Regions from separate parts of the Mus musculus genome. Here region 2 is linked to region 1. Evidence: chromatin contacts called from ENCODE Hi-C or POLR2A ChIA-PET data. All regions are on one chromosome and are shown on one strand. The core of a region is the stretch at or near the end of the contact, and the rest is flanking DNA. Distances in the headings are between cores, read along the strand shown. Region 1 holds the start of Ltbr (lymphotoxin B receptor). Region 2 holds the start of Tnfrsf1a (tumor necrosis factor receptor superfamily, member 1a).

What was found. Hi-C counts contacts between places; a loop is a spot of excess contacts on that map. ChIA-PET counts read pairs that join two places held with the same protein, here RNA polymerase II (POLR2A).
Region 2: a map of left cerebral cortex shows a loop between it and region 1 (5-fold over the local background). The contact joins the promoter of Tnfrsf1a here to the promoter of Ltbr in region 1. A Hi-C loop is called at or near these places in 8 of 37 maps with a recorded cell type or tissue (adrenal gland, gastrocnemius, heart and 1 more). POLR2A ChIA-PET finds 5 or more read pairs at or near these places in 4 of 5 experiments (Patski and embryonic stem cell).

Annotation. Positions count from the first base shown.
Region 1 is chr6:125,312,510-125,317,943 of GRCm38, forward strand. It overlaps Ltbr (lymphotoxin B receptor), which reads right to left and starts at 1,376. Exons shown (of 10, transcript NM_010736.4): 1 at 1,081-1,376; 2 at 881-977; 3 at 485-610; 4 at 243-401. The coding sequence starts at 1,176. It also overlaps a transcript of Scnn1a not described here.
Region 2 is chr6:125,346,304-125,351,997 of GRCm38, forward strand. Tnfrsf1a (tumor necrosis factor receptor superfamily, member 1a) reads left to right here and starts at 3,420. Exons shown (of 10, transcript NM_011609.4): 1 at 3,420-3,759. The coding sequence starts at 3,721.

The DNA.
Region 1 (5,434 bases), core at 126-2,625:
CCAAGCTTCCCCAGGGCTGACAGGAGGGAGCTACCTTCTAAGCTCCTCATACCAGTTCATGTCTTGGCAGACCCCCTCCTGTGAGCCTTTTTCAAGGACTGATAGATTCTTTATGGTTCTCCCAGTGGGCAGAGGTACCACACTCACAGTACCAGTGGGGAGAAGCACCATGCGCACAGTATCACGTTCCTTGCCCTTGATGCCCAGCCTCCCTTTACTGGCTGCCCTCAGTGACCTCTGACCTGTGACCTCGGCTTCTGTGCCAGGCTGGCAGAGTACAAGCCGCTCCTCCTCACAGTGCACACACTCATTGTCCAGATACACACAGGACATCCCCGGCTGACAGCGGCACTCGGCTTTCCGATCGCTGGTGCAAGGGGCAACCTCCTCAAAGCCCAGCACTGTCAGGGAGAGGGAAGAGTCAGAGAGGAGCTGGCCCTCCCAGTCGTACCCATCATGCAGATCCAGATGAGTCCCCACTTACCAATGTCACAGGGGCGGCACAGCTGGCAGGTGGAGAGATGGTTCCAGTGTTCATTATAGGAATTATGGGGGCAAGTCTTGCAAACCGTGTCTTGGCTGCGGCTGCATACCGCAAAGACAAACTCGCCTATGAGGCGAATGGGGAAAGAGGGTTATCAGGAGACAAGAAGTCCATCTCTGCGTCCGCTGCCTCTGCTTGCTGCATGCCTCGGAGCCTCTCCTTGGTCTCTTTGTCCCCATCCTGTCTTCATGGCTACATGCCGCTACCTCTTCAAATCTCAGTGTCCGTGGGACAATGCTAATGCTTCGTAGACTCTCCTTCCTGGCTAGTTTTAGCAGTGCTGGCTCATTCTGGCTCACCTCTACCACCCAAGCCACTTGGAGCCACTGTTCTCACCTGGGGGACAGCGGGAGCAGCAGACGTCGTGCATGGGCTCGTAGTATTCCTTGTCCTGGTCCCAGCAAGTCTGGTTTTCTATGCGATAAGGGGGCACCTTCCAGAGGAGGCGGAGAAAGAGAAGAATGAGGCAGGGTCAGCTCTGGAGGGCAGAAGGGCTAGAGAGAAACCTGGTCCATCCCACCTAGCCCCTCCCTCACCAGCTGGGGCTGAGAGGCCACCAGAAGCCCGCTGAGTCCCAGCAGGAGTGGCCCCCAGGCCAGGCCGCAGGGAGAGGAGGCCCGGGGCAGGCGCATGGCGGCCTTTCGGCTCGGCTGACCAGACCGGGTGGAGTCCTAGGAGGAAGGTGGGAAGCCCGGACGTCCTGAGCAGCGTTGGCCACGACTTCCCAAGCCTGGCGGCTGGGCCGACGTGCCCCCGGGGGCCGGGAGCGGCCGGGCCTGGCCTCCAGGGCTCCAGCGCCGGGCTCAGGAAGTGGGAGTGGAGCGAGCCGGCCGGGGGCGGGGGCAGGGAGCCCTGGGAGCAGAGGCCGGCCTGTCGCAATCGCGACGGGGGGGGGGAAGAGGAACAGGCTTGGCCGCCTCGACGCAGGGCGGGAGGGGGTGGCCGGGAAAGCACGTGAGAGCTGCAGGCCCGGAACCCGGCCTCCACCTTTCTTCGGAAGCCTGGCTCTCAGAGGGGATTGCGGATTAGGATCGCTTGCTGGCCGAAAGGGGGGCAGCAGAGACAGTGGCTAGCCATCAGTCAGGCCCACCTCCGAGAGCCCGAGGCAGAGCTGACTTGGTTGACCTGCCGTGGACGTTGAGGCAGAGAGCTGTGGACAGCTGGGTGTCAGATTTGCAAAGAGGAGGCGCCAGGGATTGACAGTGCACCCAGCCAGGATACCCAGAGGTGGTTAGCAGATGCAGCCAGCGTCTGGCCAGGCATCCCACTTGGCAGAGACTGAGGGCCTGCTCCACTCTGTGACTTTTTAAAAAGAAGCTTCCACAGTAACAAGCCCACCCACGCCACACACCAGGGCGCACACCACAAGACACTGGAGAGAGTTCAGCTGGCCCTGAATCTGTCCTCTCCTCTGGGACCTCTCTCACGGAAGGGTGGGCGTGTGTAAACCCAGGTCCTGGTGAGTGGGGGCTTCTGGGCTGGGGCTGGGTAGCCTAGTTCCAGCGTGTGTGCACATAAGCCTATAACTCTCTTAAACCGAGGGACCTGAGAGCCCAGCCAGTGTAGGTACCTTACTTTCTAGAGAAGACCTGCCCAGGGTGCCAGGCAGCGGTGCACAGGGTTCCAAGATCGTTAAGCCTGGTGGGCCTTTTCTTCCTGCCATTAATAGCCCAGAGCTGCTGGAAGTATGTGACACCCCTTTTTCCCACGTCTACTGATTCCCAACCCCCCCCCCCAGCCCCCTTCACACACACACCCCTCTAAATTTCTATTAAGAAAACAGCCATGGAGCCCCCAAGGAACCCTAATGTCTGCCCTGTGCTCCTTACTAGGCTATTGGCTGGCCCGTGGCCTGGTTTGGCTATTTAGTCTAGGCTCACGGAGTCTAGCATGATCTGGCTTATGCCACTGGCCAGGTACATATTCGTTGTGTAAATGAAGGCTGTCCACACCGCTTAGCCACTCTGGAAGAACTTAACTGCAGTCCAGATCTGATTTTCAGATCCCAGCCCATGGCAACATCTGTCCTGCCTCCCTTGTGACTCGGGGGTGGGGGGTGGGGTTGGACTCTCATTTGGAATGAGGGAAAGCCTTCTCTTGCAATAGCTCACCTGAGAACTGACCTTTTCCATGGTGGATCAGATATCCAGACAGGCTTTCGGTGGAGCCTCGAAATGCTGGCAAGGGATTGAGTTTTAGAGAAGACCTGGGGAGAGGGGGGAACAGAGCGGGGCGGGGTGGGGGGGAACTTGCCTGGGCTTTTTTTTTTTAAGTGTATACTTTTTTTAAAAAAAAGATTTATTTATTATTATATGTAAGTACACTGTAGCTATCATCAGACACTCCAGAAGAGGGAGTCAGATCTCCTTAGTGGTGGTTATGAGCCACCACGTGGTTGCTGGGAATTGAACTCAGGACCTTCAGAAGAGCAGTTGATGCTCTTAACTGCTGCCTGGGCTCTTGATAGTCACTCTGTGCTGTCCCCTCCCTGGGTGCTGGCCCAGCAGCTCCACTCTGCTGGTACCTGTCTGTCTCAATTGTCCCAGGTTCCCTGGCAGTGGTAGAGATACTGAATAGCAGACCTCTGATTTCTCTTCCTTCTGGGCTCAGGGAGTTGGGGCAGGGGCTTGACTCACTTGGATCTCTTAACAGCATAAAGGAACGGGTGGGTGGGGAGCGGCCCTAGATACATTTCACTATTTCTTTTTTTTTTTTTTAATGTTTTATTAGGGAAAATTCACATGTACTATTCAGAGAGAGAGAAAGAGAGAGAGAGAGAGAGAGAGAGAGAGAGAATTAGGAGCCTCCATGTTGTCTTACTTAGCTTTCACTTGTGACCTGTCTTTTTTTTTCACATCATTCTCCCCCCAAGACAAGGTTTCTCTGTGTAGCTCTGGCTAACCTGGAACTCCCTCTGTAGTCTGGGCTGGGCTTGAACTCAGAGATCTGCCTTCCTCTGCCTCCCAAGCTCTGCTATTAAAGGTGTTGGCTACCTTTAGTGTGGATTTTAAAGTTTGTGAGTTTTCACATGTAGATTAGTGGGGTCTCATTGACTTTTTTCACCTGTTTATTTGTCTATTTATGCAGTGAGTATAGGAGTGTGGGCACGTTCTGTGACAGGACTCAGAAAGGTGGGGAGACCCGACCCACCTCCTGGCAGCCTACGGAGACTTCGGGCAGACAATACAAAATGGTTACTATAATACCTCTCCAACCTTCTTCTGGGGGATGGAGACTCCGGATGAGAAATCTTCAAATTCTTAGTGAGCACAGCATTGTCTTTGTTACTTGGACTTTTTACCAGCTTCCAGAAACTTTCATCAATGTCCACTGGGCAATACCAGACCAGAACTGAGTGCCCTCAGACTCCCAGAAGGTGTGAAGGGCTCTTCTCCCAGGCCTCCCTCCGAAGGGGTTGCGGAAACACCCTTTTCCCCACAGCCTATGAGTAATTCCCAAAGAGAATTGGTGTGAGTGGATCACTCTAAACCACTCCTGTCTTCTTCCTTATATTTCCCTTAGCCAACTGATTCCGTTAGCCAGCCCAGCTGGGCTGGTAGACAGAGAGAAATGGACAGATCAGATGAGTGTTTGGAGTTTCAGTGGGAGCAAAGATTTGTCCAGTTACTCTCCATCTTGGTAACCTTGCTCCCCAGAAGACACTTGGAAATATCTTAAAGACACTTTAGGTTGCAACTGCTTGGAATTCCCACTGTCACCTAGCGCAGAGGCCAGGGATGTTGCTGTGTCCCGCAGTGTAAGACAGGCTCAGACAGTAAGGAATTGCCTGGTTGGGATTGCCAGCAGCAAGGACCTTGTCAAGCCCTGTAACTAAGCAAAGGAATAAGTCTTAATGGGGACTCCTAAGCATCTTCACAGGTCGCTAGAATGAGGATGGGAGAGAGAAATTTTCTGGTCTACCTCATTAGATTTATACTACATAAAGAATGATAAAAGGATGCTCTTTGCCACAGTAGGCTGCCCCATAGTTAGTGCTAAGTGTAAAAGTAAAGGGGTATGATTAATTGTGTGACTCATTTTTACCCTAGAAAGCATAAAAGCTGAAAGGGGAAAGGTGTAAGAAATTTTGATAAATTAACAGCCCCCCAAATCAGTATGCTGTTGGAGGAAGCCGAGATGTTTGAAGTTTTTCCCGTGTGCACTCCACTGTCAAAAAAATGATAAACCTTGGATCCTAGCCAAGATGTGAGATTCTTTTGTCTGCGGAGTGGGCCAACGGGCAACGACCATTAAGTTGGACATAGTGGCATACATTTGTAACTTCAGCACTTGGGGGACTGGGAATTTGAGAACAGCTTGGGCCACAGAGTGAGTGTCTCAGAAACAAAACAGAAATGGTAGCCACGAGTCACCCGCCAAGATAAACAAGCCTGGTGCTTGTCATCAGAGTTTTCATAAAATGGTCTGCATACATGTAGGCCTGTGGAAGGGAACACAGGTGCATGCGTGGGCCACATCGTTAACAGTGAACAGCAGGAGGTGATGAGGCAGGCTTTCCTTGGAGGTGTGGAGCAGAAACGGATCCTTCCTGTCACTCATCTCTGGAATGAAGAGGCCGGAGGACTTGTCAGTCCTAATGCGCACCCACTGCAACCCTAAAGGTTGGCTTCTTTCCCTAGAGCCACTGCATGGTTTATGGATGTACTAAAGGTTCAATGGGTGGCTGGAATGGGACAGAGAAGGCAGCCCCTTATTTAAGAGATGGCTTGGGGTTCTGGGAGAGGCAACAGGACGCCCTGGGTAGGGAGCCTTTCTCAGACAAGGTAAAAAAAAAAAAAAAAAAAAAAAAATGCCCTTGAAATGTCATACGGGACTCTACTATCTTGGAAGTCAAGAAAACAGCATCAGACTTGGGATATAACTCACCCC
Region 2 (5,694 bases), core at 2,170-4,669, 36 kb after region 1:
TAGGTCCCTGTGCATGTGTGAGGCATGGGGGAGGGTGGCTGTTCTCTGGAGCTCTCTCCTTCATCCTTTGATTTGCTTTCTCTAACCACCAGCTCTGGCCCCCTGTTCTACCCACTGTCACGTTTTGTTTTGTTTTCTTTTTCTTGTTGGTTCTTGGGGTGGGGGCATTCAAAAAATTGTATATGTATTCGTGTTTTGCATGAACGTATGTATGTGTACCTCATGAATGCCTGGTGCCCACAGAAGTCAGAAGAGGGCTCCAGATCCCCTGGAACTGGAGTTATGGGTGGGTGTGAGCCACTGTGTGGGTTCTAAAGACTGAATCTGGGTCCTCTGCAAGAGCAACAAGTGCTCTTAACCACAGAGCCATCTCTCCAGGTTATTTCTCCATCTTTGGTGAAATGAGCCAATTCAAGCCAGATTAGATTATATTAAAGGCAGGTTTATTAGGAAGCTGCACCTGGGGGGGAGGGGTGGGGCTGGAGAGGTGGCTCAGTGGTTAAGAACAACCTCTGCTCTTTCAGAGGCCCTGAGTTCAAATCCCAGCAACCGCATGGTGGCTCACAACCATCTGTAATGGGATCTGATGCCCTCTTCTGGTGTGTCTGAAGACATCGACAGTGTACTCATATACATTAGATACATTTTAAAAAATAAGGAATCTGTACTTGAGCAGGCGAGTTCACTGATCCCCAAGGAACAAGGCCAGGGAAGTCACCATGGGGAAAGGGGAGATAGGGGAGGGAGAGAGAAAGAGAAGGGGGCATGTGCACAGGGAGAGGAGGAGGAGGAGGAGGAGCAGGAGGCGGGGAGTCCAAAATGTCTGGATTATATAGGGAGGAACCACTGTGGGAAGGGCAGTCCAGCTCCTGGACTGGAAGGTTTAGGGTTGGGGCAGGGTATTCCAGATAGAGACTGAGGGATGCTGGGAAAACCTGTAAGCCAGGTCTGCTTTTGTATGCAAAATATGCATCTCAGGGCCTGGCAGTGGTGGCTCACGCCTTTAATTCTAGCACTTGAGAGGGAAAGACTGGCAGATTTCTGAGTTCGAGGCCAGCCTGGTCTACAGAGTGAATTCCAGAACAGCCAGAGAAACCATGTCTCGAATAAACAAAACAAAACAAAAAAACCAACCAACCAAACAAACAAACAAACAACACAAGGCACCTCAGTCCCTTGTCCCAGGTCTGGAAACCAAACACCATCTTTTCAGTTATTTTTTATTTTAAGATTTACTATTTTTATTTTATACGTATGGCTCTTTGCCTGCATGCATCTCTGTATACCACATGCATACCTGAGGCCAGGAGAGGGTGTCTGATCCCTTGGAACTGGAATTAGTGACAATTATAAGCTGCTATGTGGGTGCTGGGAACCCAACCCTGAACCTTTGCAAGAGCAACAAGTACTTTTAACTACTGAGCCATCTCTCCGGCCGATGCCTTTTCTACTCTTACTCTTACTCATATCTCCTCTGTAAAACTAGCTGGCTTTTCATGTCCTCAAATTCACCTGCTTTTACGGTCTTAAACCGAGTTTTATGGAGCATGCTAGTACCCTGTTGTCTCAAAGCTTCAAAGGTGCTAAGAAAAATCAGCGTTTATCCTAAGCCCTGAAGGAAAGTCCCCTTTTGTTCCAACTTCTAAGTAATAATGGCTTTGGCAGTTTGCACAGATAGACCATTAAAAGTTCCTTGTAATATTAAGCATGGGACCTTGAAGAGTTGTTAATTATTATTTTCAAATTATTGATATTGTAGGATTCTTAACATGTGGCAAACACTTCTAATATTAATATGAATCTTACCACCAAACTAGCCTTGAGAAATGTGCTAGTGTGTTTTGTGTCTATTTGTGTGTGTGTGTGTGTATGTGTGTGTGTGTGTGTGTGTGTGTGTGTGCTGGGGATAAACTTAAGGCCTCATCTATGCTGGGGAAGCCCCACCTCCACCCCCGACCACATACCCACACACACCATTTCTTTTTCCTGGCTTGCTCCCATTGAAAACTGGCCAGTCTGATAGAGGGGGGTGAGCTTCCAGCAGCAGGGACACCTCCAGCTGGTCTTCCGCTCTGCCTTCAGGGTCACAGAGGAGAGGAGACAGCAGGGTTAGGATACTGGAGGTTGGAAGTCAGGGTAGCTCACAGGGAGAAGGGCCAGGAGCTCTGGTTCCAAGTCCCCAAGCCCTATGCCCCTATTCCTGGGTTTTCCCTCCAAGTCTCAAAGTCTCAGCTGCTTTTAAAGGACCGCAGGTTGGTTGAACTGGCATGCATAAAGAAGGTCATTGAGTCTCAAGGGCACTCGAGTGAATAGTGTCCGGGTGTTACAGGGTTCCATTGCACTGAAGACCTGCCCAAATGGGGATGGCAGGAGGCAGCCATCCCTAGTAAGGGATGCTATCAGAAGGTAAGGTCTTACTCAAAAGGACAGAGAGAACTGTGGGCCTTGCAGTAGGAGCTCGGCTGGCATCCTGATTCTCCGAGATCAGCCTCCCAGTGTGCAGAGTCCCGTGGCTTTTTCCTCACCCCTAAAGCTACAGACTGTGGTATAACTATCTTTGAGGTCAGTCCCAACGGATGCATCAGGATATCTAGAGCTGGGTGTGGTGGTGCACACCTGTAGTCTCAGCAGGTAGGAGGTGGGAGGATGAGAAGTACAAGGCCAGCCTCAGCTAGACAGTGAGTTTGAGGCCAGCCGGCTTGGGCTAAATGAAACCCTATTTCACACAGGTTGGAAAGGGGGCCCTGGGAGCCCTTTACAGAAGCCTGAATTCTCATGGCTTCTCTTTGCTATGTCAGGGCAGGCACTTTTCACTCCAAATTAACAACTGGGGAGACAACCAAGGCTTAGGAGAGGGTGCTGCCTGACACCCCCTCACCCGTGCCCCACCGTTGGTGACCGAGCCATGGTGGGCAGCTGAGGGACTTGTCTGGAAGACACAGATGAGAGTCAGTGGGAGTGACCTTGGGTCAGGACCCAGGCAGGGTAGAAAAGAACATTTGATTTCCCTCCCGGTTTGGGCTGACTGGGTAAACGTCCAAGAAAGTGCGATTAGAGGGAACTCAGAGGGAGGGAGAGCGCGAAGCAAAGGAGTTCTCGGCGGGCGAGCATCAGATATTGCCCTCCCCCTAATAACTCCCGCCTGCCGTCCCGTGAGATAGGTGGGCTGGCTTCCTTCCGTGAAATTGACAACAGGCTTAGAGGGGTTAGTCCACCGGTCTAAGCTCACCCACTTCAAAAGCAAAGGAGTCCGAACTGGAATTCTGTGGACTCTCAAGCTCTTAAGTGGTGTTAAGTGGGTTTGGGGCGCCAAGCTACGGGACCCGGGCTACAAAGCGTTAAAGAACCTTGGCCCTCTCCTCACTCCTCCTAGTTCCCTCCCTCCTCCTCCCTCGCCTCTCCCCAGGCTCTTCCGGTCCCGCTCTTGCAACACCACCCCCGCCACTCTCCCTTCCCCTCCTACCTTCTCTCTCCCCTCAGCTTAAATTTTCTCCGAGTTTTCCGAACTCTGGCTCATGATCGGGCCTACTGGGTGCGAGGTCCTGGAGGACCGTACCCTGATCTCTATCTGCCTCTGACTTTCAGCTTCTCGAACTCGAGGCCCAGGCTGCCATCGCCCGGGCCACCTGGTCCGATCATCTTACTTCATTCACGAGCGTTGTCAATTGCTGCCCTGTCCCCAGCCCCAATGGGGGAGTGAGAGGCCACTGCCGGCCGGACATGGGTCTCCCCACCGTGCCTGGCCTGCTGCTGTCACTGGTGAGATGGGAGACTGGAGGGGAGGGTGGGTTGCTAGCGAGGCGCCGGGCAGGAGTGGGCTTGTACTAGGGGTAGAGATGGGGGCAGGGGCTTCTGTGCTTTAGTTTGACGCCAGGTTTGCTGTGCCTCACCTGGGGCTGCCCTGAGATGTGGAAGGGAGAAATCTGAGAGGGAGAGAATCTGGCAAGCCAAGCTGGCAAGCCTGGGCCCCTGACAGTCAAGGTCCTGGCCCGTGTTGGGCTGTGGTCAGGCCAGCTGCTCGGCCAGTGGAGTTAGACGGAGAAGCCTTCTTTCTCTGGCCGAGGTTGAACAGCGTGGGGCAGGGTGTTGGAAGACTGGGTGCTAGGAGAACCGCTTTGGCGGGACGAGTTTGGGAAAGCGTGCTTGGGAGTGGACCCGAAACTGGACAAAGCTGGGCAGCCTTCCGGTCCCAGACTTCTCCCTGAGACAGCCTCTGACCTTCTGCCGCCTCCATTTCTGCTTCCAGACAAGAGGTCCCTCCTGGCGTGACCCTCCTTAAGTAGCTAATACCTCTTTATCTAGGCCATGTATCCTCCTGCTCCCTCCCCACAGACCCAAAAGTCAGTCTCACGGTTTCCAATTCCACAGTTCCAATTGGGGAAGTTGGTAGCAGCTTGTTTTCGTCACTGGAAAATGTACTTTTCTCTGGCCTCGGCCTAGTGTTCATGTTCTCTTGATTTCTGTGTGTCCATAATTATTCTGTGTAGATCCTGGGGGCTCCCTGGCTGTCTGGGTGGGCTGTACCATCGGCGCAGTGTTCTCTGGGTCCTGCCTCTCCCTGGCCCAGCGTTATCCCTGAGACCTGCCTTTTTCTCCCTCCCCTTTCACTCCTCATTCTCTTCTGGTCAGTCTCCAGAGCCTCCTTGCGGGGGTGGGGTGGGGGGGTGGGGGTGGCTCCTTTGTGTCTATTCCCTTCCCTTTCTCTACACACCATTCTAAAGCAGTGGTCCTAGAACCCTGCCTGGGTGTCACCTCCCTTCTCCTGGTCCTGTCCTGTCTCCCAGTCTCTCCTGGGAGACTTGTCAAGGCTGCCCCTCTGGCTGTTCTCCAACTCCCCCACCCACTTAATTCTTTTCTCTTTAGGGGTAGATCACCTGGATTTAGGGCTCAGCCCAGCACCCTTACCCTCATGAACGCAGGCATGTGATGTGACTCCCCCGCTTTTTGTTTCTTTTATTTCCAAAATGTCTACAATGATCAGTACCTCATAGTTGTTATTAAGATTGAGTAGATGGATTTGTGTTAAATATTTATTCATTTCCTTCCCTGCTAGGTCCAATTCAGATTAGGTGAATGATCCCAAAGGGGAGTAAGAAGTATGCCACAAACAGAAAGGACTCAGCTTGGCTTCTCTCTTCTCATCTCTAGCAGTGATACTCGTCACTACTCACGTCACTACTCATTGTGACGGTAGATGTCACAATAACTGTCAGAGTGCAGTGGCCCAGCTAGGTAGAGGAGAGAGGCTGAGCCAGTTGTGGAGGCCCAGGTGAGGGTGGGGGCACCGTGAACAGAAGCAGATCCTGAAGACAAGGCACACGGAAGGCTACTGAAGTCTACATGGGGCTGGCCACTGCCTTATCAGTACAGAGCACAGTGCCTGTGAGGTGTTCAGGTAGGACGAGGTGCTGAGGTCATGAGGCAGTGATGGCCGTGGCAGGGATGTGGCAAGGCCAAGAAGACTTTGCTATTTTTAAAAAGTTTCAGTACAGGAGTGGAAATGACTTTAGAATACTCTGGAGGAAAAGACGTTCCAAGGCCTTGGTGATGTACTATCCCAGAGGCAGAACTGGGGGAGGAGGGTGGGCTATATGCCAACTGTCTTCTTGCTTAATGGCCTTTGCCTGTCTGCTGGGCTGAGCTTGCCTGCATAGACCCTAAGGCTCATAGTGTGTTATCATCTTTGGCTCATGG